Regions from separate parts of the Mus musculus genome. Here all the other regions are linked to region 1. The links are chromatin loops, found by intact Hi-C in ENCODE. Cell type or tissue: heart. All regions are shown on one strand. Region 1 holds the start of Selenom (selenoprotein M). Region 2 overlaps Limk2 (LIM motif-containing protein kinase 2). Region 3 has its middle 30 kb from the start of Gm39567. Region 4 overlaps Limk2 (LIM motif-containing protein kinase 2). Region 5 overlaps 8430429K09Rik (RIKEN cDNA 8430429K09 gene).

Region 1 (5,000 bases):
ACTAGTAAGCTCTCTTCCCTCCTTAATTCTAGACTTCCTCAGAATCCTCCGAAGAGTTAATATCAGCCTCTTTGGTAGACGAACATCATTTTCTATCTTTGAAAAATATCGAGGCTTCTCCCAGGTGCCTTCCCTATCCCCTCCCCCCACAACAGGAAAAGGATACTACAGTTGAATGTCCTCGGTGACAAAGGCCTTCACCTGGGGAGGAACCATAGCATTAGAGCACAGGGCCTCAGACCCTATAGACATGGACGATGAGGCCCAGTCAGGTCATATACCAAGACAGGTCCAGTCTCCTGCCTCACAGTACAGGGATTCCCACCAGGCCCCCAGTCAGTGACCAGTGCTCCTTATTCCCTAAGAGGGACTCCCTTCCTTCAAACTCACCTCCTTTAGGCGATTCAACTGTCATCCTCCACAGGTCTGGAGAGAGAGAGAAATGGGATAATAAACCAGGAGTCCTTCACAGGCTAGCTATACAGCCAAGACTATGCCGTCCTTTACACTGAATTGGGTCAGGCAGTGAGCGTAAAGAGAAGCATCAAGGTGTGGCAGTAAAGTCCTGTGAGCAAGAAGACCTCTGTACAGGTTGGGAAGCTCAGGCCTAGAGCCACAGGTAAAGAATGAGGGAGAGAAACCAGCCATGGGTCCCTGTCTGCATGTTATTGATAGCTGACCAATGCCCAGGAGACATGGGTTACGGCATTCTCCCTGTTGTCGGTAGAATTCTAACCCTGGCCTTTGGCCCTTGAGACGAAAGTCAGACTAGAAGGGAACAGCTCAGAACTACCCTAAGGGCCCTGTTAGAGGCACCTGCCATCTGGTCCCTACCCCACCCCATGCAGAGGCAGCCCTGCCAGCCACCTGTGGTTCAGCTTCAGGAACCATCTGGCTGATCTTCCCTAACTTGGGAGTATGGATGGTCCTTCTCTATTCCTGATGGGAGGCCGCAGCCCAACAGGAAGTCCAGACCTCCCTATTTCAGGCCTCCCTTACACTTCCTTTTGTTAATTTTTTTTTAAATTAAAAATAAACCAGCTAAGGCCCATGAAGAGTCTGCAAACATAGGAATCACTTAGGAAGACTCCAGGGGAGTCCTTTGGCCGGCAGGTGGTGGTGGTCCAGGGTGGCTGTGGACTGTTGGTATCTCATTTCCCTATCCTCTCCTCCAGCTCCAGCAGAGTACAGTGAGGGGAGGAGCTTAGGTCTTTTCTCCCCACCAGAAGAAAAGAGATTCTGGAATGCCAGGCACTAAGTCTGGGTGGGGGGAGAAATAATGGGGAAAGGTGAGGTTATCCTTAGAGAAGGTGGGTTCTAAGGGGCCAGTTTTCAAAAAATTATAGCCAGAGACCCACGGTAGGGCCAAGCCTGGAGCAGAGGCAAGGGTTCAGAGTGCCAGGCCACAAGGACGAGACTTCTTACTTCCACAGTAGATGCTGTTCATCATGCGGCTGGGAAATAAAAGGAATGATTCCCGGGCCGTGCAGGAGGGAAAGGGGGGGGGGGTGTTTCGGGAATTCTGGTATTCCTGAGGCCGGACTATATTCTTGGGATAAGGGGCAGCAAGGTTGTGGAACTGTCGTACTAAGGTTGGGAAAAGGCGCACTCACCTCCACCCGCCCCCTGGCCAGGCCTCGAAGACGGTTCCAATCCGGTCGGTAGTTGGTGGTGGAGGTGGCTGGAGCCACAAGGGCTGCAAGAAGCAGCAGCAGCGACGGCGGCGACAGTAGGATGCTCATCTGTGCCTGGCAGGAGACGTTCCGCAGGCTGCACCCAAACTCGGCCGCTGCGCCACGTCTGGCCCGCAAGCTGGCCCCGCCCAAGCCAAAAGCTCCGCCCAGCCATAAACCACGCCCCCAGAGCTAGAAACAGCCCCACTGACATCCCACCCAAATCGGGTGGTTGCCTCCCACTAACCCCCATCCCTGTCTCAGCTACTCTCTGGTCCTCCAGACTTCATGTTCCCAGTTCTCACAATCTCCATATTGCATTTGCCCACTAAGTGTGAAACGCTCCCGCAGGATGCCAGGAGACAGCACTACTTCGCGTCACCAGAGGGCGCAGGAGGTTCGCAGATGGACACAAGGATTTCTGGGTCAGAGAGTTAAGATAAGGAAGCAGGAACCTAGGAGATCTCCTTTATACGCTTTTGATGTCTTTGAACGAAATTCCGATCAAAGCTTCAATTCCCCAAAGCACACGTTGTAAGCGAGGACCATTACCTACGCCCCGCTCAAGAAAGCTCAGAGGGTAAAAGCGCTTGTTATGACAGCCTGACTCCTGAGTTTTATCCCTGAAACCTAAAAAAAAGTGAAAGAAAAACAGCAATTCCCACAAGTTGTGCTCTGTCCTCCACAGGCGTCCCCAACCGCTCACCATGGCATGTCCGTGCCTGTACAGGCACACGCGGTGCACACACACATATAATAATAATAATAAATATAAATTCTTACAAAGGAATACTACCTATCCTTTTTTACCTAGAAAAGGCTGGGAGGGTTAATATACACAATGCATCTCATTAGAACAGTATCTGGTCAGAGATGGTACACACCAATCTCCTACTGTCCTTGAACTCAAAGCAATACTCTTCACTCAACCTCCTGAGGGCAGGGTGATTAGGACAGACTCTGGCTGTGTTACCTTCCATTATTAGCTCTTCCCCTTCCTCATCACAACGGCCCCCTCCAGCAATGAACTCCGTTTTGCAGATTAGGAACTGTTTCAGAAATGTAAAATAGGCCAATTCATAGATCTGGATTTGAGCCCCAAACACCTCTGTGGATCATCTCCCTGGACCAAGGAGGAAACAGGTGGCACTCCATGTCCTCATGCCTTCAGCAGACACAGCAAGTACAATCAGTTTTTTGTCACCCTGGATTTAACCAGTCTCAAGTTGGAAATATTAGGAAGTAAAAACTGCCTCTGTACTGAACATGTACAGACTCTTTTCTTGTTGTTATTCCAACCAATAGAGCATTACAACTATTTATAGCATCTGTATTGTATTAGGTGTTATAAATTATCTAGAAATGATAGAAAGTACAAGATCAGGCCACACGGGCTTTAGGAAAATACTAAGCCATTTTATCTATGGATTTGAGCATCCTCATATTTCGAGTTTTGGTATGGAAGTGTGCCCTGGAACCAATCCCTGGCAGACAGCAAGAACACGCTGTGCCCTTTCCCACAGGATTCAGAGAACCTTGTCAACACTGAGCCAACGCTGCTTGTGATCCAAGGTATTTTTACCTTTCTGGGCTTATTCCACCACTTTTAAAATGCGCATTAAAAATGGGGCGGGGAGAACCATCAGCAGATAGTTCCATGACTATAGGCACTTGCTGCCAAGTCTGATGCCCTAAGTTCAAGTCCCAGAACCCATGACAAAAGGAAAGAAGAGACTCCCACAGATTGTCCTCTGACCGTCGCATGTTTCTAATATCAAGCACTCACAGACAGACAGACAGACACACACAAATGAATAAATAAACAAATATAAAAATATTGGTGAGATAACTTAACATGTAGAATCAATTGTTGTATAAGCATGAAGACTGAGTCTGGATTCCTACACCAGTGTGAAAAGCCAGCCATGATAATACAAGCCTGTAATCCTGGCCCTTAAGAGACAGGGCACGAGGATCAGAATTCAAAGCCATCCTCAGAGGGGCTGGAAAGATGGCTCAGCAGTTAAGAGGACCGGTTGTTCTTCCAGGGGGCCCACGTTTGATTCTTAGCACCCACATGGAAGCTAACAACTGTCTGTAGTTCTCATTCTAGGGAATCTGATGCCTTCTCCTGGCCTCTACAAGCACCGGGGGAATGCATGTACTGTTCAGACATGCTTGCAAGCAAAATCTCCATGGACATTGTCTTAGTCAGGGCTTCTATTCCTGCACAAACATGACCAAGAAGCAAGTTGGCGAGGAAAGGGTTTATTCGGCTTACACTTCCATACTACTGTTCATCACCAAAGGAAGTCAGGACTGGAACTCAAGCAGGTCAGGAAGCAGGAGCTGATGCAGAGGCCATGGAGGGATGCTACTTACTGGCTTGCTTCCCCTGGCTTGCTCAGCCTGCTCTCTTATAGAACCCAAGTCTACCAGCCCAGAGATGGGAGATGGTCCCACCCACAAGGGGCCTTTCCCCCTTGATCACTAATTGAGAAAATGCCTTACAGCTGGATCTCGTGAATGCATTTCCTCAACTGAAGCTCCTTTCTCTGTGATAACTCCAGCCTGTGTCAGGTTGACACAAAACTAGCCAGTACAGACATAAAACACAAATAAAAAATTTAAAAAGTAATCTTCCGTTTCATAGTGAGTTTAAGACCAGCCTAAACCTATGAGAACCCAACTCAAAAATAACACACACACACACACACACACACACACACACACGGGCTAGAGAGGCAGCTCTGGCATTAAAAGCATGGCTTTATGTTCTTCTACGGTACAATTCCCAGCATCCACATGGTGGCCCACAACCACCTCTATCTAAGTCAGGTTCCAAGAGATGCACTATAAGATGCCCTCTTCTGGCTTCTGTGAGCACTGTACACAAACATACAGACAGACAAAACATCAGTACACATAAAACAAACCTAAAATACCACACACATAATACATAGATACATATATTCATGCATACATGCACACACACACATAGAGGATTTTAGCTGTGTATGATGGTTCACACTTGTAATCACAACACTCGGGGGGCAGAGGCAAGACAATTGGCTCAAGCTCAAGGCTACAGAGAAAGACCCTTCTACATCTCCTTCACATTGGCTTGATTGTTAAGAGTTTGAAACAAGTCAGGCAGTGGTGGCACACACCTTTAATCCCAGCACTTGAGAGGCAGAGGCAGGCAGATTTCTGAGTTTGAGGTCAGCCTGGTCTACAGAGTGAGTTCCAGGACAGCCAGGGCTACAGAGAGAAACCCTGTCTCAAAAACAACAATAACAACAGCAGCAGCAGCAACAACAATAACAA
Region 2 (5,000 bases), 170 kb after region 1:
TCTAGGTGAGGCGGGAAGGAGGACATGTATTCTAGGTGAGGCGGGAAGGGGGACATGTGTTCTAGGTGAGGTGGGAAGGGGGGACATGTGTTCTAGGTGAGGCGGGAAGGGGGACATGTGTTCTAGGTGAGGTGGGAAGGGGGACATGTGTTCTAGGTGAGGCGGGAAGGAGGACATGTTTAGGTGAATGCTGAAGAATGAGCCAGTAGTAGACTAAAGTTCCTATTGGGTGCATTGTGGGAATGAGTCTAGCCATCCTCACAACTAGTGAAGCACAGTGCCTGCTGTGTGGAGCAGTCACTTCGCGGAGGGAGGGGCTGCACCCAGGATTGTGCTCATTCCTCCAGGAACCTCTGTTCACAGTGAAGAAGTGAGGTAGAAGAGGAAGGGCTGGGTCCTGGGCTTGCCAGGAGTTTGCCAGAGGTCACCCAGCTCTGTAAAGAGAAAGTGAGCCAGAGCTGTGCAGGCAGCGATGGCCAGCACAGGAGAAGATGGCTCTGCAAAGGGATGGCCCTGTGGGGGCTGGAACAGAAGCAACACACAGGGGTCTCAGGAAAGAGGGTACATGGGGGAGGTATGACAGCCTTTGAGGAGGGGTTGGCAGGCAGCCAGGCTGGGTTACAGCTATAGGAAAAACTCTGTGGGCCTAGGAACAGTGAAGTAGTACAGGGGGCTAGGAAGAGGGCAGTGTCACCTTCCCCATCTACGGGGAAAGGAAAGACTGAGAAAGTAAGCTCCTAAGAGTGACACGGGAATGTCTAGTAAAAATAGTTTAGAAATGGCTGGACAGGAAGAGGGAGGGGCTGAAGTACAGGCAGAGGAGGAGGGTGTGTCAGGGGAGGTGAGTCAGGAGGTCATTGCTTTCCCAAAGGGGCTAAAGCCTGACTCTGGAGGGGCCAGGGGGAGCAGTGTGTTTGAGGGTGCTCACTTTAGATTGCCTCAAGGATGGGAGACTCAGAGGCCAGTAGAGGTGGAGACAGTGGGAAAACCTGGGCAGGAACTGGCAGTTTTCTGTTGGTGTTAGGACACAAGCGTGGCTTGGGGGTGGGGATGGGAAGCTAAACAGGCTTGGCCTAGAAGACAGGAGTAGCTGGGACTGGGGGAGGGGCAGCAGGATGGGCGTGGCCTGGGCCAAGAGGCTCCATGGCTCCTGCTTCTGTTACAGGCCTATTTACACTCCATGTGCATCATCCACCGGGACCTGAACTCACACAACTGTCTCATCAAATTGGTACGTCCCACTGTGCTGGCCTGAGATGCCTGGGGCTATCCCTCTGGCTTCAGACCAAACACACCATCTATAGGATCTATTTTGGGCTTTCTGCTACCTTCAAGTGCCTTTTGCCATCCCCATCTTATGGAAGCTCTCAGATACACACATGCAGGAACAATTTCACCTCCCCAGGAGCAGCCCTTGAGGTGATTATTATTAGAAGGGATTAGCTCTCCTGTCTGGCAGGCAGGAGTCTGGGTGTGGATGGGGGCTGAATTCCTTGTCTGTGAAGAGCTCTTGCCTTGGAACAGGCCCCTAAAACAGTTTGCTGATCCCACTTTACAACGTGGACGGGCTGCAGGGTCTTTAATCCACATAGGTAGCATGGGGCCAGGGTTCCTCAGACAGCCCTTAGTTAGAGTTGTTCCAGCATTGTGTCTCCTGCCAGCTTCCCTCTACAGTAGTCCCTCTTCACACCACTGCCCCATAGCTCCTCCCTTTCCCTTACTGCCTTTGCCTGACCTTTTCTCTTAACCTATTCTGGCAACTACAAGTCCTTGTTAGGAACAAGACAAAGGGCTGAAGATAGACAAGAAATCCTAAGTCACCTGAAGTGCACTCTGCAGGTCACTTCCCTGAGGCTCCTCCCCCTTTAGTTTGGAATCTGTGGGCAGATACCAGACTGAAAGAAAAAACCAACAAAGGCCCAGCCACTGCCTCCCAGGAGAACTTTCTGGTGTGACTCTCCTCTCCTCTTCACTCCCCTTGAAGGTGGCCTCTCTTGCCTTTGCCTACACCCCAGGGACAGGTTAGAGAAGCCCCCCCCCCCCCACCGGGTCCTGACCTAGCCCTTGTCCTACTAGGACAAGACAGTGGTAGTAGCCGACTTTGGGCTGTCACGGCTTATAGTAGAAGAGAGGAAAAGGCCTCCAGTAGAGAAGGCCACCACCAAGAAACGCACCTTACGCAAGAGTGACCGCAAAAAGCGCTACACTGTGGTGGGAAACCCCTACTGGATGGCCCCCGAGATGCTGAATGGTAAGTTCAAAATCCATGGAGGGAAAAGAGCCAGAGGGAAGACAGAAGCCATGTCTTAAATTAGGTGCTGTAAGCTGGGGAGGCCTGTGACAGGGACAGGCACTCAGAGGAGGCCGATGATCTTTCAGGCTTGGCCAGGCCAGGCCTCATAAACTTTTAATCACAGCTGGGAAAGCAGCAAGCCATCCTGGGTGGCTGGTAAGCTCTAGGGATCTTTTGTCTCCAAATGGCCCAGGCTGTTCCGAGTTCTCTAGCCTTCGCCTTCCATCTCCAGATCAAGAGCTGAAGTATGGTGCCCCCTGGTGGATGCTGGCTAACCCTGGCTCATGGTCAGTCTAGATGATCCTGAACCTGGGTGTAGTTCTTTATGACACTCAGTCAGTGGCCACCCTGGGCACCTTTGGGGCTGCTGAAGCCCTAGTTCTTGGCTCTGCCACCTGAAAGCTGCTTCCCTCTCTTCCCCAAGGCAAGAGCTACGATGAGACGGTGGATGTCTTCTCTTTTGGGATCGTTCTCTGTGAGGTAAGCTCGGGCTCAGATACCCGAGGAGCCCTCCCTCCCTCCCTGAGATCTGGGTTTCTCTCTTACAAGTGAACAGTTTGCCACAAACTCAGTGGTTAGGCTGCAGCCCAGCCCAGTATCTCTCAAAGCCCTGAGTCACGTAGACACATTGAGAACCTTTTCTCACTCTTACAAAATTATAAGGGACAGGAGAGACACACGATGGTTAGAATAATTCAAGTATTTTTTACGAAGTAGCTTCCTTCAGTAGACTGCAATAGAATATCTGTCACCTATAGAAAATTAAGGTGATGGCAGCCAAAGGGTTTCAGACATCAGTCAAACCCAGTCCCTCCCCTTGTAGAGCCTTGACCCGGAACCTTGACCCGGTAGAGGACATAGCTGTAACGGGATATGGGCAGGGTAGGGTAAGTGGAAGCTTCTAGTTTTCAGGTACCAGTTACCAGCATTGCTTCTGCTGCAGGGAGGCCTCTTCTGAGCCCTCCTCAGTATCCGGACTCTAGAGAGGGGTCTAGATTAGCATGGGAAGGGAGGTGGGGCACAGGGCTGCCCCTCTAACTTGAGGTTTTGCTGCCCTGCGTATCTGTCTATAAGAGCAACCCTCCCTCCTGTCTCTGGCCTCTGTAGTCCTTCCTGACCATCCCTCTTTTTGCCTGCAGATCATTGGGCAGGTATATGCGGATCCTGATTGCCTGCCCCGCACACTGGACTTTGGCCTCAATGTTAAGCTTTTCTGGGAGAAGTTTGTCCCAACAGACTGTCCCCCAGCCTTCTTCCCCCTGGCTGCTATCTGCTGCAAACTAGAGCCTGAAAGCAGGTTGGTGTCTCACCTCTTCCTCCCACCTTACAGCACTCTGGCCCGAGACGCTTGCTTTAGATCAACCCCTGCCCTTCCCTGGATGAGCAGTTGAATCCTTGAGCGCCAGAGTAAACTGCTAAACCACTCAAGCCCCTGACATCTCCGACAGCCACATTAGGGAACAGGGGCAGCTCAGAAGCAAGGGGGCTGGACAAGATAGAAGAGCAGTGGGGTTTGGTTTTGTTTTGTTTTTAAAGAAAATCTGGGCACGGTGTGTGGATCCACAATAGAATGTGTGGAATGAATGGGGCCATGGGTTCAGTTCTCAGCTCTGGATGCTCACGTCTGTGTGTCCCTTCTCTCTGCAGACCGGCATTCTCAAAGCTGGAGGACTCGTTCGAGGCGCTCTCCCTGTTCTTGGGGGAGCTGGCCATCCCACTGCCAGCAGAGCTGGAAGACCTGGACCACACTGTGAGCATGGAGTATGGCCTAACCCGGGACTCGCCACCCTAGCCCTGGTCCCTCCCCCTGCAGGGGGACATTCCACAGCCAGCATTGCCCCCTCTGCACGCTGTCCTTGCTGTGAGCAGGACTGCCTAGGTTTCCTGTGGATTGAAGGCTTGCTTAGAGGCACAACAAGCCATCCCTACTACCTCCCCAGGAGGCACTTGGGTGCAGGGAAAAAAATTCTCCGCAAGTTTTGGGGGCCTAGTTTCTATCTGTAAATCCAACACTCACCTGAAAGCTGTGAAGAGGATAAAAGAGCCTGGATTATAGACCAAGAGTCTGTTACTCGGGACTACTTGGGACCTCTGTGGATTGAGATTCTGGGAGGCTGTAGCTTTACACTAATCAACATGATCTGGGCCTGCTGGGCAAGATGACGGAGTGAACTGGCCTGAGGGCTCTGGAGTCTGGCTCAGCAAGGTGCAGGACTTGAAGCGGTAGTATGAGTTACAGAAACGGGGAACCTTCAAAGCATGTGAAATGACAGTAGCGATTTCTCCTCCATCCCAGGCCATGCCCTTTGGAGCAGGTTTTAAAGAGTCTTAGTATGTGGTAAAACCTACAGAATCCAACAAAGGACTGGTCTCTGCTCACAGCCCAGGGACCACATCAGTGCATGGGGAGTTTCCACTTCAGCATCCTGTCTCAACAAGCAGTCACTCACAAAAACACCAAAGAAACTGGGGCTGCAAACAGGCCCTGCCCTCTAAAAGCCCTGTATCCAGGCTGGTGGGCTCAGTCAAAAGCTCAGCATGTTGCCTAACAGTACATGGGTTCTGGATGCCAGCCTGGTTTGCCTCAGACTTTGGGTCTAAGCAGAGAGAAGGGGGTCCCATCAATTTCTTTGCACCCTTGTGGCAGCTACTGCACATCCTCTAGAATGTCTGGGCCAGGCAGCAATGTGGGACAGGCATTGGTGGC
Region 3 (5,000 bases), 89 kb before region 1:
TGGAACTCACTCTGTAGACCAGACTGGCCTCGAACTCACAGATATGCCTGCCTCTGCCTTCAGAGTGCTGAATTAAAGGCTTGTGTCACATGGGCTATTTTCTTATACCACCTAGCAGTATTTGCCCAGAGTTGGCACCACCTGGAGTAGGGTAGGCTCTCCCAGGGTCTCAATCACTAAAAAAATGTCCCTGCAGGCCATCTTACAGAGAGGATGTCCTTGATTGAGTGCCTCTCTTCCTAGGTGACTCTAGCTTATATCAAGTTGGCAAAAATAGCTATCACATAGTCTCTGAGCCAGAAGATAGCTTCCTGTGACCCTCAGAAAAGAATATGGAAAATCTGTAAGCCAGGCATGGTGGCACACCTATAAGCCTAACCCTTTGAGACAGAAGCAGGAGGACCTCAGAAAGGCAGTCTCACAGTGTAGCCTAAGCCTCAGACCATCACAGACAAAAGCCTACAAGCCTGTGCGTGATGCTGCTTATGCACAGATGAAGGTGCACATCAGCACGAAAAACCAGGCCCCCAGACCTGGCCAAACACCTCTAACTAAAACCTGTAGCCAAATGTTCATAGACGCTTCATCTGCCATTGACAAAGCCCAGAAGCAATCTAGTTGAGTCCAAAGAAGTAAAGAGGGAAGAGCCATACAGAAGAATATTTAGTAATATAAAAAATTAGCTACTTAACCATAAGAAGGAAGAAGCTAAAAATCTCATTGCTAAATAAGAAAAGCCAGTATGAAACAAAACAAAACAAAGCAAAACAAAACAAAACACAAACTACAGAGATGCTAGAATGACTAATAGATGCCAGGAGCTCCAGCGGAGGGATGAAGCCTAGCAGACTTTTAGAGCTGTAAGAGTATTCTGTATGATGCAGCAATGGCAGATAAAATTAATTATTGTACTTATCAAAACTCATACAACTATATGAAGAGTCAACCTTAAAATTAACTCTTTAGAAAATTTTAAAGAAACATTTAGAACTTGGGGGATCCTATGAAGAGATTCAGATTGCAACAAAAGAATTCCTATGAGGGCTGGTGAGATGGCTCAGTGGTTAAGAGCACCAACCGCTCTTCCGAAGGTCCTGAGTTCAAATCCCTGCAACCACATGGTGGCTCACAACCATCTGTAACAAGATCTGACACCCTCTTCTGGAGTGTCTGAAGACAGCTACAGTGTACTCACATATAATAAAATAAAATAAATAAATCTAAAAAAAAAAAAGAATTCCTATGAATATGTGCAACCACTTCACTGAAGGAGACTGGGCTGAGGGCAGGGCACTGACCAAAGGGGAAACATTTACTGAGTGAATAGCATCTGTAGAGGTTAGAGGACACAGGCAGGTTGCTGGAGGTGATGGAGTTGTTTCCTATGTGGGTACAGACACTGCTATGCATGTATAATGGAGTGGGATAATTGTGCAGCATGGGGTGGGAGAGAACGTTCTTAGTGTTGGAGTAGAGGTTCTCCGTTATCAAGGTGACAAGGCCAGGATGAATGGCGTTAAGGACTAGAGTTGATGAATCAGTATGGACCAGTATGAACACGGGTCAAGCTCAACACAGGTGTGGATGGTTACATGCAGAAATGTTTTCAGGAACAACATTATGAACTAACCAGTACCCCGGAGCTCTTGACTCTAGCTGCATATATATCAAAAGATGGCCTAGTCGGCCATCACTGGAAAGAGAGGCCCATTGGACTTGCAAACTTTATATGCCCCAGTACAGGGGAACACCAGGGCCAAAAAGGGGGAGTGGGTGGGCAGGGGAGTGGGGGTGGGTGGATATGGGGGACTTTTGGTATAGCATTGGAAATGTAAATGAGCTAAATACCTAATAAAAAATGGAAAGAAAAAAAAAAGAAATGTTTTCAGACCCACCTATGCATAGTGGTTACTAAAACATATTTTCATTTGCATGCTGAGATAGATTTAAAAAAAAAAAAACCCAGCAGCTGGGTGGTGGCGGCACATGCCTTTAATCCCAGCGCCCATGAGGCAGAGGCAGGTGGATTTCTGAGTCCAAGGCCAACCTGGTTTATAGAGTAAGTTCCAGTCCAGCTAGATCTACACAGAGAAACCCTGTCTTAAATAAAACAAACAAACAACAAGCCAGTAACCACGACACTTTCTAGTGCTATTCCTAATGGTTCCTGCCACTGTTCTTCAGAAAGCCATGATTCTCTTTGGAGAAATGGCTGATTCTAAGACTGAAGCAGGCCATAGGTAACATGAACCTGAAGCATCTTCTAGAGCAAGAAAGTAACAAAATGCTTTTGTAAAAGACAGAGAGGAGTTGGAGAGCTGGCCAGATGTGGTGGTACACACTTTTAACCCCAGCACTCCGGAGACAGAGGCAGGCAGATGTATGTGAGTTTGAAGCCAGCCTGGTCTACATAGTGAGTTTCAGGACAAGCCAGTGGTATGAAGAGACCCTGTCTCAAAAGAAACGGGACATGGCTCAGTGGTTAAGAGCATTCCTTGATCTTGTAGGAGACCCAGGTTCAATTCCCAGCATCTGCAAGGCAGTTTGTAACTGCCTATAATTCCAGTTCCAGGGGATCTAATGCTGTATTCTGACCTCTGAAGGCACTAGGCACACACATGGTACACAGACATACATGCAAGAAAATACCTATACATAGAAACAAAATTTAAAATTAAATAATAAATGTATGCTTTGTGCTACTTTATTGAGAGAAAGAAGGCTAGAGGGGAAAGGGAGTGTCAACCGATATCTCCAACCAGCAAAACAGCAAAAGCAGCCAATACAACAGCAGGAAACAGCAGCAGCAGCAGGGGAGCAGCAACAGCAGGGGGAGCAGCAGCAGCAGCAACAGAGGGAGCAGCAACAGTAGGGGGAGCAGCAGCAACCACAGGGAGAGCAGCAGCAACAGCAGGGGAGCAGCAGCAGCAGGGGGAGCAGCAACAGGGGGAGCAGCAACAGTAGGGGGAGCAGCAGCAACAGCAAGGAGAGCAGCAGCAACAGCAGGGGAGCAGCAGCAACAGGGGGGAGCAGCAGCGGCAACAGCAGGGAAGCAGCAGCAGGGGGAGCAGCAGCAGCAGCAACAGGGGGAGCAGCAACAGTAGGGGGGGCAGCAGCAACCACAGGGAGAGCAGCAGCAACAGCAGGGGAGCAGCAGCAACAGCAGGGGAGCAGCAGCAGCAGGGGGAGCAGCAACAGTAGGGGGAGCAGCAGCAACAGGGGGAGCAGCAACAGTAGGGGGAGCAGCAGCAACAGCAAGGAGAGCAGCAGCAACAGCAGGGGAGCAGCAGCAACAGGGGGGAGCAGCAGCAGCAACAGCAGGGAAGCAGCAGCAGGGGGAGCAGCAGCAACAGCAGGGGAGCAGCAGCAGCAGCAGGGGGAGCAGCAACAGTAGGGGGAGCAGCAGCAGCAGCAACAGGGGGAGCAGCAACAGTAAGGGGAGCAGCAGCAACAGCAGGGGAGCAGCAGCAACAGGGGGGAGCAGCAGCAGCAACAGCAGGGAAGCAGCAGCAGGGGGAGCAGCAGCAACAGCAGGGGAGCAGCAGCAGGGGGAGCAGCAGCAGCAGGGGGAGCAGCAGCAACAGCAGGGGAGCAGCAGCAGGGGGAGCAGCAGCCACAACAGGTCTTCATGGGGCTCTCACATTTATACCCTCACCAGAGCTCTCAGAATGCCAAACATAAACTATCTGCAAAACCACAGCCCTCCTAGAGCAGGAAACACTCCTAGTCAGCGGCTGTGGACAATCTGAAGCAACCCTAGATCCCATACCTGGAATTAAAACAAAAACATGCACAGAACATGACTGGGGTTTTAAAGAAACCAAAATTCTCACCACAAATAGATACATAATGGATATATAATAAGTATAAATAATAAACAGACAAATATATATAATATAAATAAATACATTTCAAAATATTTAAAAACCATTTTAAAATGTATAAGCTTGGTCATGGTGGCACACACCTATAATCCCGCACTTGGGAGGCCAAATCCAAAGGCCTTTTCGGTTACATGGCAACTTTGAGGCTAGTCTGAGCTACACAGAAAGACTATCTGAAGATAAAGAATAATAAAGAGAATTTAAACATTTTACTAAAAATATTACAAGATCCAGCAGAAAAAAAGCTCCCAATATTAAAAACAGAAACAATTTTAGCAGCAACAACAAAAGAATCAAGCAGCAGCTCTTGAGGTGTAACTCAGTGACAGAGCACTTACCCAGCATGCAAGAGGCTGCATCTAAGTCCCAGAGGTGAGGAAAAGAAGCGTTGGACTATAAGACAAAGTCTAAAATAAATTCATTTACGAGTGACGGTTGTAAATGAATAGAGAACAGACAGAGCACTCAGAGGAGAGAGGGATGAGCAGTCTACCCTAAGTTTACGCTCACAAAGACTCTGGAGGTGTAATAGGGTAAGGTTCTGAAGGTACCAAACTGGATCTAGAATAGAGAGTTGATGACCAGTGTTGTATAGAGAGGCCCAGGGATATCTAAGGCCACAGCAGCTATCTGGAAAGAGTGACAGAGTGCTCCCCCCAACTCCAGAGGGAGCACAGCACCACTGATGCCTTGACTTCAGACTTCTAGCTTCCAAAATTGTCAGAGGATAAATTCTGATGTTTCAGGTCTCTTGCCAGTTTGTTATAGTTGCCCCGGGGAAGGATCACCAAGAGAAGTCTAAAAAAATTTGAAAATACCTTGATCTCAAGGAAGGGAGCGCAGTGCTCCCTCAGGGGTGTAGTCAGTGCATAGAGGCTTCCTCCCAAAGCATACATTAGGGAAAATGAAAGGAAACAAGGAGGCTTACACCAGAGCCCCTGGCAAGCACTGCATCAGTCTTATAGCTGGGACGTGAAGCCCTGCCTCACAGGGAACATGTACTAAGAGCCCAGTCCACAACCGATGGGATTATTTTGAGAGGTTCTGGGAACTTTAGGAGGCAAAACTGGCTGAGTAAAGTAATCACTGGGTGTGTATTCTTGGGGGCTATATCTT
Region 4 (5,000 bases), 130 kb after region 1:
CCTTCCCACAGGTCCCGTTTAAACTGTGTGCCTCTGGCCTGCTTTCCCTTTCTTTTCTCCCTTTCTCTCTCTCTCTCTCTTTTTCTTTCTTTCATCTTTTTTTTATTCTTTGTTTTTGTTTTTTTGTTTTTTTTAATTTCTTTTTTTTCCCTTCCTTCCTTCCTTCCTTCCTTCCTTCCTTCCTTCCTTCCTTCCTTTCTTTCTCTCTTTCCTTTTTTCCTTTTTTTCTTTTTTCTTTTTTCTTTCAAGACAGAGTTTCTCAGTGTAACAAGCCCTGGCTGTCCTAGACTCACTTTGTAGACCAGGCTGGCCTCGAATTCAGAGATCTGACTGCCTCTGCTTCCCAAGTGCTAGAACTAAAGGCGTGCGACACCACTGCCTGGCTTTGGCCTGCTTTTCTTTTCATCTAAATTGAATCTAAATCTGGAGCTGTTCTCTGAAGCTCCTGGCCTAGGCCCCTCCTGGGGTCAAGAGTGGAATCAGACAGAGCACATGTTCAACACAGCTGAAGTTAGCCTGTGGAACTGTGAATGGTGGCCCTACTGTCCCATCTGTCTGTCTTGTTCCCCTTCCCTCCCCTTCTTTTTTTTCCCTCCCCTTCTTCTTTTTTTTTTTTTATTTTTAATATAAGATTTATTTATTTAACGTATGTGAGTACACTGTAGCTGTCTTCAGACACACCAGAAGAGGGCATCAGATCCCATTACAGGTGGTTGTGAGCCACCATTTGGTTGCTGGGAATTGAACTCAGGACCTCTGGAAGAGCAATCAGTGCTCTTACTCACTGAGCCATCTCTCCAGCCCTCTTCCCTTCTTTTTAATACCTTCTCATATCCCAGCTGGCTTTGAACTTGTGCATGTAGCTGAGGACGAGCCTGAACTTTTCTGATCCTCTTTGCCTCCCCTTACATGAGTGCTGGGACTATAGGTGTGTGCCACCAGGCCTAGCTTATGCTGTGCTGATTGAGCAAGAGTTTTGCTGCATAGAATGCAAGCATTCTGCCAACTGAGCTACACTCTAGTCCTTTTAAAATTTTGAGGTAGAGTTTTGCAGTGTAACTCAGGCTAGCCTCAGAATCCTTCCAGTATCCTTAGCTTTGGGACTACAGATGTGCATATCCTAACCTCATCTAGCCTCTCGAGGATTTTGTTGTTTACATTGTTGGGGATTGGACCCAGGGCCTCACATACTGGGCAAGGTGTTTGTTCTACCACTGAGCTGAGACTCTGGTCCTTATAGAATTCTATCTTGAGACCAAGTTGTCCAAGCTATGCGCTTCTCAGGCTAATCTCAAGTTTGAGACCCTGCTGTGTAAGCCTCTGGAGTAGCTGGTTGTCAGGATGTATCACCACAACCTGACTTCTTGTTTCCCAGTGGCTGCTACTTCTGCTTCCTCCTCCTCCCCCTCCTCCTCTTTCTCCTCTTCCCCTCCTTCTCCTCCTCCTTTTTTAAAGATTTACTTATTTTATATATATATGTGTGTGTGTGTGTGTGTGTGTGTGTGTGTGTGTGTGTATGCAGTCTTCAGACACACCAGAAGAGGGCATTGGATCCCATTGCAGATGGTTATAAGCCACCATGTGGGTGCTGGGAATTGAACTCAGGACCTCTGGAAGAGCAGTCAGTGCTCTTTCCAGCTAGTGGTTGCCTTTTATGGGGAAGTTTAGCCTTTTAAGCGGGGGTCCTAGAAGAAGGAGAAACTGCCTGTCAGTCTTCCACAGCCCTGAAGGGAACTGCTATTGTGGGATCTGGCCCCTAGCTCCCTTAACAAAGGGAACCTACCACCTCTAGGGCACTGGTGACTGTCTGGCCTCCTTTCTCAGGGTGATAAGCACAGACTGAGCTGTATCTTATAAGAAGCCTTTGTCAGTGTCTGTCCTCTGGGGTAAGGCAAATGCCAGTGGAAGATGGTCCCATCAGGCGCACACTGTGTCTGCTCCATTTGTGAGTCCAGCAGGGTGCAGCAAACAGAGAATCAGAAGCTGTAGGATAACAATCTACTGGCAACGGGTACCTCGGAAGTGCCAAGCCATATTAATTGTTCCCATCTAGGTGTGGTATCCTAGTTACAGTTCTGGGAACTACAAACATGCCAGATACGGTCCTTACTGTTTTACAAGCAGTCGCTTATTTACTCTTGAAGATAACTCAGTAAATGAGTTACTTGTTTTACCTACTTCAAAATAAGCATCCAGGATTTTTCATAGGCACCTGTAATTTAACACTTTGAGAGGCTGCATCAGGGTGATGTGAACCTGAGGCCAGCCTAGGCTATACAGTAAGACCTTGTCTCAAAAGCACATGCCAGAACCAAGCCAGGTATGGTGCTTCTGCCTGTAGTCTGAGCACCAAGGCAGTGGGATCATGGATTTATGGCTGCCAAGCGAGAGACCCTGCTTCAAAATAAACAGACACACAGATGTAAATAACAATAAAGCTAGAGAAGTGAGAGTTACCTACTAACATTGCAGAGCCAGCTAAATCTGAACCCAGGCTCCTGTGGTTGTGAGTCTTGGCATGCTGTCCTGTATTATGGGCGTGTCATTTAACCCCATTTCTGCTTCTGCAACGTGAGCCATGCACTTGCTAGTGTCAGATAACCTTGAAGTCTTCTTGCCATCCCCAGTGCAAGAGCGCTGTCAACTCCATGCCTTAGGTTCCTGCTGGCAGGCTGTGGAGCCACTCTGCCCTCTGCTGGTCACTGCTGGTGCTGGCCCAGGCCTGAACTGCCTGTGATGTCTCAGGAAAAAGATTGTTTATCCAGTTTATCTCTGAGGAAACCACAAACAGGCGAGCCACTGAAGCTGGCTGTTGAATGCTGACTGGGGCCTGCCTGACAGAGAGGAAGGACAGACACCTCTTCCCGTTGGAAACTCTGGGATGTGGCAGCATGTGACCTCAGTGTGCTTTAACCTTGCACTTTGCTTTGCTTGTAGACTTTAGGCAGGCAGAAGGGAAGAGGTGGAGGGAGGGGGCGGGGCAGCTATCTTTGAGCTCACAGATTGGTCTTCCTCTGCCACTAGAGTGCTGAGATTAAAGGTACGCAACACCAGACGCAGCATACCTCGAACTTTCTAGGTAACTAAGGATGACTGAATGAAGAGATCGTGGGGGTGGCACATGCCTTTAATCCTGGCATTCAGGGGGCAGAAGCCAGCGTGATCTACATATCCAGTCCAGTCAGGTATATGTAGTGAGACCCATTTCCAAAAATAAAAATAATAAAAAAGCACTCTGAAAATTCCACAGTGGGTATAGTGCAGAGGCACAGTGCTTGCTTCTCATATCCAGTGTCACTGCTTGACTCCATGAGTCCTCTGCTGGTGAAGGCGCTGAGATTAGGCCCTACTGGGGATGCAGAGGTAACGTTCTAGCCCAGTTCCATAACTGACCCAGAAAGCCAGGGACAGCAGAACCCAACATCCCTGACTCTGCACTGCAGTCTGACCTCCATTCATTCTGGCTCCTGTGATACGTGCTCTTAATGATGTAGCAGAGAGGACAGCCTGGTTGATCAGTCTGTTCACAGGCTCCTCTAGCCTTCATCCTGCGTGGCCTCCCAAGTGGGCCATGTGGGTACAAGTGTGTGGGTACAAGTGGCTGTGTGTCTCCAATCCAGAATCTAACTCGCCTGCCTCTGAGTGCTAGCATGAGCCTCATGCACACAACCTCATATGATGGCTACACCAAAAATATTGCATAAGGTTACCTTTAGGCTGAATGTAGCAGGGTAGCATGAAGCATAAATGAACTATAAGCCTATAAGATTATGTTCATATTCCACGAAATTGAAAACTCTGCAATAGTTCTGAGCCTGGGCATTTAGGTTGCGGGCTACTTAGTTAGTGGTGGCAGTGGTCGTGGTGGTAGTGGAGGATAGAGGATATGGTTATGGTATTGGCACAGAAAAGTGAATTAGTGTTCCTGGACAACTGTTGGAGTCCAGCTGAAGGGACTTAAATCACAGCTTCCTGCTTTATGCAAAGGGCTGTCTTAGTTAGGGTTTTACTGCTGTGAACAGACACTATGACCAAGGCAAGTCTTATAAAAAAACAACATTTAATTGGGGCTGGCTTACAGGTTCAGAGGTTCAGCCCAGTATCATCAAGGTGGGAGCATGGCAGCATCCAGGCAGGCATGGCACAGGAGGAGCTGAGAGTTCTATGTCTTCATTCAAAGGCTGCTAGTGGAAGACTGACTTCCAGGCAACTAGGGTGAGGATCTTATGCCCACACCCACAGTGACACACCCATTCTAACCAGGTCACACCTATTCCAACAAGGCCACACCTTCAAATAGTGCCACTCCCTGGTCCAAGAATATACAAACCATCACAGGGGCTAATCCCCACCAAGGAGAGCTCTGCAGGTTAAAATCGGTTGTACATGCAAAGTTCCTCACAACCTCATCCACAATCTTCAGCTTCCTGTGCCAGGATTGTCGGCCTAAACCATCACGTCCGGCTTTGTCACTTTTGGCTTCTTGGCTTCTATGACATCCACACACGCTCTTGTTTCCCTCCAGCCTCTTTGGTCATTGCAGGTTTCTTTTTCTCCCAGGCCTGTGGTGAGGCCCTGTGGTGCACTCCTCTCCCTGAACACTCTGATTCCTGCTGTCCACGACACACAGACCCTGAAGTGAGGGCCTCCTGCCCCAGCGCCCCTCTGAGCTCTAACCCAGCATGTCCTGCCAACTACCTAACACATCCCTTTTGTCGTTCTTATATTTTCAAATGGAGTCTCACAGTATTGCCCAGATTGTTTTCAAGTAATCATTGTGCCTCAGCCTCCTAAGCAGCTGGAACTCACAGGCAAACACTGCCATGGCCCACTTTAGTATGTCATTCAGATATCTTCTAGATACATTAGACTCAATTGGGACTTGCAATGGTCTCCCTTAAACTGGCTCCTCACCCACTTTAACCAGACTTCCAGAATGACAGACATCACCATCCCACATCTGCCTGTGTCACAAGTGTCCTTGGTGCCTCATGCTTTAT
Region 5 (5,000 bases), 58 kb after region 1:
ACAGTAACAGCAGATGCTCCCAGGGGGCCTTGGACTGTCCCAGAACTATGGACTTTGATGGGTTAGAACAGTGGCTCTCAACCTTCCTAATGCTGAAAACCCCTTTATGTTGTAGTGACTCCCAGCAATAAAATTATTTTTTTCCTGCTTCACAACCGTAGTTTCGCTGCTATGAACTGTCATGTAATTGTGCTTCCCTATGATCTTGGGTGACCCCTGTGAAAGGGTCAACTGACGCAGACATGGGTCGCGACCCACAGGTTGAGAACCACAGGAGTTTGCTCGGGCTTGGCAGGCGGTGCTGCCTCTATGTTGGGTCCCATGAGTGGCACTCCCTTCCTGGTGTTGGCTGTGCTAAGGTCCACCTGTGAGTGCCTGGGAAGTCCAGGTTAATGTTTTATTTGAGCCTGTCCTCGAGTCCATGTCACTTTGTTTTGCAGCATCTTTTATCTACTTTATTTTTTCCCTTCACACTCAGGCCCAACCATTAGCAATCAGTTTACCAAGCACTTGTTGAATAAGCTGAAGATGCTATTGGGAAAACAACCTGAATGCCAAGTAAAGCTACAGTCCTTATATATGCCATGTGAAACAGTATTTATTAACATTAAACTTCCGTCCATATGTAAATGCTATTATTAGTCTCAGTACTGTTCATTAAAGCTCTTCTGCATTCCTCAGCTCAGGATGCAACTTTAAACCATGAACATCTTGTGGCCATGTTCCTTTAGTCTCCTTTAGTCCCTGCTTTTTCAGCACTTGGATAGCTATTTTGTAGTAGTTGATCCAATGTTTTCTTCTGAGATTTGGCTATGCACTTTGGTTTTTTGGGGGTGGTGGTGGTGATGGTGGTATAGAGGATGAGCCTCAGAACTTCAGGAGTGCTACGGAAGAGCTCTGTCACTTAATGACACAGCAATCACACAGAAGTGATGTGTGCCCTGCTCATTGTATCTTATCAGGAGGCTTGTGATCGCTGCATGACCCATTGAGGAGATGTTGACATTGGTTGCCTTGATTAATTTGTTCTTCTGGACCAAGAGATTATAACAGTACGAGTTTTGCATTGTGGTGACTAATTGGTGAGAGGCACATCTGTGTAAGTATCCTGTTTCGTTTCCTCACTCCTGACCTTCCAAATCCTATTTACTACTTGCCGTTCTAATAAAAGGAGAGGCTGCAAGTTTCTCTTCTCCTTGTTTATTCTTTTCTTTCTTTCCTGTGTGTGCTTTGCTTGTTTTTGTGTATATAAGTATTTTGTCTACCTGTGTGCTGTGCACCATGTGCATGCCTGGTGCCCATGGAAGCCTGAAGCAGGCATCAGATTCCTTGGAACTGGAGTTACACATGGTTGTGAACTGCCATGTGCATGCTGAGAGGTGAACCCAGGCCCCATGGAAGGGCAAGCAGTGCTTTCAACCCTTGAGCCAGCTTTTGAGGCAGTATCTGTAGCCCAGCTGGCCTTGAATTCGTAGTTCTCTTGCCTCAGCCTTCCAAGTCCTGGGATTATGGCCATCATGGTCTGTCTATCTTTCTCTGTGTGTGTATATATATGAACACGGGGTGTGGCTGCACATGCACTAGCACATGTGTTCATATAGGCAGAGATTGAACTAGGGTTTCTTTAGAGGAGTCATCAGCATTACTATTAGTAGTTTTTCGAGACAGGAAAGTTTCTCTGTGTAGTCCCTGGCTGTCCTGGAACTGGCTCTGTAGATCAGGCTGGCCTTGAACTCACAGAGATCCTCCTGTCTCTGCCTTCCGAGTGCTGGGATCTAAGGTGTGCACCACCACTGGCCAGCTCAGGGGATGATTTTTAGAGGTCACTTCTCTCCTTCCATTATGAGTGCCAGGCATCAAGGTCAGCTCGATGGGCTTGTTTAGCGAGTGCCTTTGCTGGCTGAGCCATCCCACCAGCCCTTCATTATTCTTCATCAGGGCCCTCACAGCAGCTAGCCAGCAGACTCGGGGATCAGCCTTTCTCTGCTTTCCCTAGTCCTAGCACTACAAGCAAGAGCCACTGAAGACTGAAGTCACCATTGATGAGCCATTTCCCTGGCCCCTTTGTTTGCTTCTCTATGTCACTAAAAACTCATGGATTCTCTTGCTGGTTCCTGGCGGCTGGAAGGTGAGCTGTTCTCTTCTATCCTGCCCTCCCTGCCAAAAAAAAAAAGTTCAGAGATTTACTGTCTTAAAGAAGATGCAGCTGATGAGCCAAGCACAGCATCTGGGAGAGGAGGGAGTATCCTGAAGCAGGAGAGTGTGGTGCTCAGTAGTTTAGAGCACTCCTTTTCTCCCAGAATTGGGTTCAATTTCCATCACTCACATGGCAACTCACAGCCATGTGTAATCCAGGCCCAGGGGATCTTCTGCCCTCTGCTGGCCTCCATGGATACTGCATGTAAGTGATGCATACTAAACATGCAGGCAAATGCTCATACCAGTATAATTCTTGTTGCTGTTTTGGGTTTTTGTTTTGTTTGGCTTTTTTTTTTTTTTTTTTTTTTTTTGAGACACGGTTTCTTTGTATAGCCCTGACTACCCTGGAACTTGCTCTGTAGACCAGGCTGGACTCAAACTTAGTGACCTGCCTGCCTCTGTCTCTGAAGTGCTGAGATTAAAGGTGTGCCCCACAGCTTGGCATAAGATAAAATTTAAGAAGTGTGGTGGGGGGAGGATTGTAGGGAGTAGTGGGAGAGAGAGAGAGAGAGAGAGAGAGAGAGAGAGAGAGAGAGAGAGAGAGAGAGAGAGAGAGAGAGAAAGAAAGAATATGAACCTCCCAAGATACCAGCAATGGACTTTGCCATAGCAGAGCCAGGAATTTATGTGGGTAGGAACAGATTTGTCTCTGCACAAAATAATGGCCACCGTTGTTCATATTGTTGTGGGATCCGCTTAGATCCAACATAACTCAATACCGAGTCAGTACAGATGACACAAATTTAGTGTAATCAAGCCACTACTGACCCATTAGGGCCACAGACCAGACTTGGGAGCTGAACTGTGACCTTGAAGGAAAGTTGTACAGCATATTTAAAGGATGGAAGCATAACATGACAGGGGCAGGGTGGGCTGGAGCACTGTCTAATTATATTTTGACATAAGGGGTTGAGCAAGGGAGCTTCCTGCAATCAGGATGGGAGTTGGCTCCTAGGCCTGGGAATATGAACTTAGTTGACTCTGCCAGCCAGATGGAGAAGCTGTCCTTGTGATGGCTGGACTCAAGCAACTGTATCCTTACAAGTTGTCTCTGAGATGGCTGGACTCAGACAACTGTCTTCTAACAGAGGCTGTTCAGCTGTTGGGAAGTCGCCAGTTCCCATAGTTTCCCCTATGATTAAATGGAATCTGAAAACAAAATGGCAGTACTTAGGACTGCTTGTCCCTAACATTCTGTGCCAAGAATCTGGATGGATGGCAACATATAAGGGAGGCACAGGGGAGAAAGCCCAGTGAGTCAGCTATACACGGAGGGACACCTCTCTCCAGGCTGTTACTATGACATCATAGGGAAAAGTGACCTTCAAACACAAGATTTTTGGTGGAGAAGCCGGCGGTGCTATGTGGTGATGTTAGGGTGGCATCTGGGATGAGAGACTTCCACATGCATCTGAGAAGACTGAGCAGCCTTCGTGAGCCCGCGTTCCAGGGAAAGGGACCTCCAGACTGGATGGACAGCTGGAGAAAATAAACCACTGTACAGATGTGAAGCTGGAGCCGCGCTGTCTGCTCGCGTGATGACGTCATTTCAGAAAGCACAGATCAGGAATAGGCTCAGAATAGGATTCCAGAACAGGGGCCAGATAGCTCAACGGTCCCGAGTTCAAATCCCAGCAACCACATGGTGGCTCACAACCATCTGTAACGAAACCTGACTCCCTCTTCTGGAGTATCTGAGAACAGCTACAGTGTACTTACATATAATAAATTAAAAAAAAAAAAATTCCAGAACAGAGCAAAAGGCTTCCTCCTTGCTACACCCTCAGAGACAGGACTTTTGAGGGCCAGGCCACAGTACTTAGAGACTCACATACTGAAGCTTGTGTTGTCAGCGGGTGGAAATCAGGATATAGGTCCTAGCAGCTGGAACTGCTGGCAGTGTAAGCACGACCCCAAGTCATCTGAAGGGGCTTCAGGACTCTAACTGCCTTTGGTCCCTCGGTGATTAGAATGGCCAGAAGTCCCCAGAGGGTACTGAGGAGTCCCCAGGACCTCCAGCAAGCCAGTCCACTGTGCTTTGCCTTTGGCTAGCACAGCTCCCCAGGGACAAGGTAGGGACTCAGGTCTTGTCCTGACTCAGCCTGGTAAACTGTACTGGGATCCAATGTAACAGGAGATAACAACAATAGCAACAACAAAAGATACATCAAGATTAACATGGACAGGAAGTCAGTTTGTAGAGAAAGGGCTGTAAGAGACCATGCACCAGTATGGTGGATACTTTTTAGGGACTTTGCTCAGCTTACTAGCCCACTTCCATTCTTGGGTAGTTTTGTTTTTTTATATGTATGAATGTTTTGTCTAGAAGCATATATACTCACATGTTCATGCAGCACCCAGGGAGGCCAGAAAAGGGTATCAGATCCCATGAAACTGGAGTTAGGTAAGGTTGTGAATCACTATGTGTGTGGTTCCTTGGAATCAAACCTGGGTCCTCTGGTTCCCCGTCTTCACAGCTGAACCATCTCTCCAGCCCGTTTTCACCTCCCTCCCTTCCTTCCTCTCTTCTCTCCCTCTCTCTCCCTCCCTTCCTCCTACTCTCTGTTTTTTGTTTTTGTTTTTTTGAGCTGGGTTTCTCTGTGTAGCCCTGGCTGTCCTGAACTTGCTTTGAAGATCAGGCTGTCCTGGAACTCACAAAGATCTGCCTGCCTCTGCCTCCCAAGTGCTGGGATCAAAGGTGTGCACCGCCAATACCACCTGTCCTTTTCCATTTCTTGATAAGTTGTCTAATTTTATTCCATGCCTAGTTTAAAAGGTGTGACCTTTTCTCCATCTTCTGG

Evidence for each region. Hi-C counts contacts between places; a loop is a spot of excess contacts. Peaks named below come from ENCODE experiments on the same cell type or tissue, not always from the same donor. Only the 100,000 strongest peaks of a DNase experiment are listed, where the experiment ranks them.
Region 2: it touches region 1 in a loop (2.8-fold over the local background); 5 of 42 quality-filtered maps call a loop at or near these places.
Region 3: a loop joins it to region 1, with 2.2 times the contacts of the local background. A loop is called at or near these places in 2 of 42 quality-filtered maps.
Region 4: it touches region 1 in a loop (8-fold over the local background); 14 of 42 quality-filtered maps call a loop at or near these places.
Region 5: a loop joins it to region 1, with 2.4 times the contacts of the local background. A loop is called at or near these places in 4 of 42 quality-filtered maps.

Annotation. Positions count from the first base shown.
Region 1 is chr11:3,511,687-3,516,686 of GRCm38, reverse strand. Selenom (selenoprotein M) reads right to left here and starts at 2,003. Exons shown (of 5, transcript NM_053267.3): 1 at 1,614-2,003; 2 at 391-426; 3 at 167-201. The coding sequence starts at 1,742. In heart, a CTCF peak has its summit at 2,044 (motif pointing right); DNase peaks (open chromatin) are centred at 341, 616 and 1,866; H3K4me3 peaks cover 1,917 bases; H3K27ac peaks cover 1,532 bases.
Region 2 is chr11:3,344,825-3,349,824 of GRCm38, reverse strand. It overlaps Limk2 (LIM motif-containing protein kinase 2), which reads left to right. Exons shown (of 16, transcript NM_010718.4): 12 at 1,166-1,231; 13 at 2,077-2,251; 14 at 2,718-2,773; 15 at 3,433-3,590; 16 at 3,941-5,000. The coding sequence ends at 4,085. Among named protein-coding and RNA genes, the nearest start is that of Gm12592, 16 kb to the right of the region's middle. In heart, a CTCF peak has its summit at 2,552 (motif pointing left); DNase peaks (open chromatin) are centred at 1,104, 2,544, 3,274 and 4,674; H3K4me3 peaks cover 779 bases; H3K27ac peaks cover 2,378 bases.
Region 3 is chr11:3,600,734-3,605,733 of GRCm38, reverse strand. No RefSeq gene overlaps it. Among named protein-coding and RNA genes, the nearest start is that of Gm39567, 30 kb to the right of the region's middle. In heart, CTCF peaks have their summits at 2,792 (motif pointing right) and 3,639; DNase peaks (open chromatin) are centred at 2,863 and 3,583.
Region 4 is chr11:3,384,948-3,389,947 of GRCm38, reverse strand. All of the region lies in intron 2 of Limk2 (LIM motif-containing protein kinase 2), which reads left to right. Among named protein-coding and RNA genes, the nearest start is that of Gm51879, 13 kb to the left of the region's middle. In heart, a CTCF peak has its summit at 2,703 (motif pointing left); a DNase peak (open chromatin) is centred at 2,687; H3K27ac peaks cover 989 bases.
Region 5 is chr11:3,453,920-3,458,919 of GRCm38, reverse strand. The region is part of intron 1 of 8430429K09Rik (RIKEN cDNA 8430429K09 gene); the gene reads right to left. Among named protein-coding and RNA genes, the nearest start is that of Rnf185, 3.5 kb to the right of the region's middle. In heart, a CTCF peak has its summit at 2,376 (motif pointing left); a DNase peak (open chromatin) is centred at 2,369.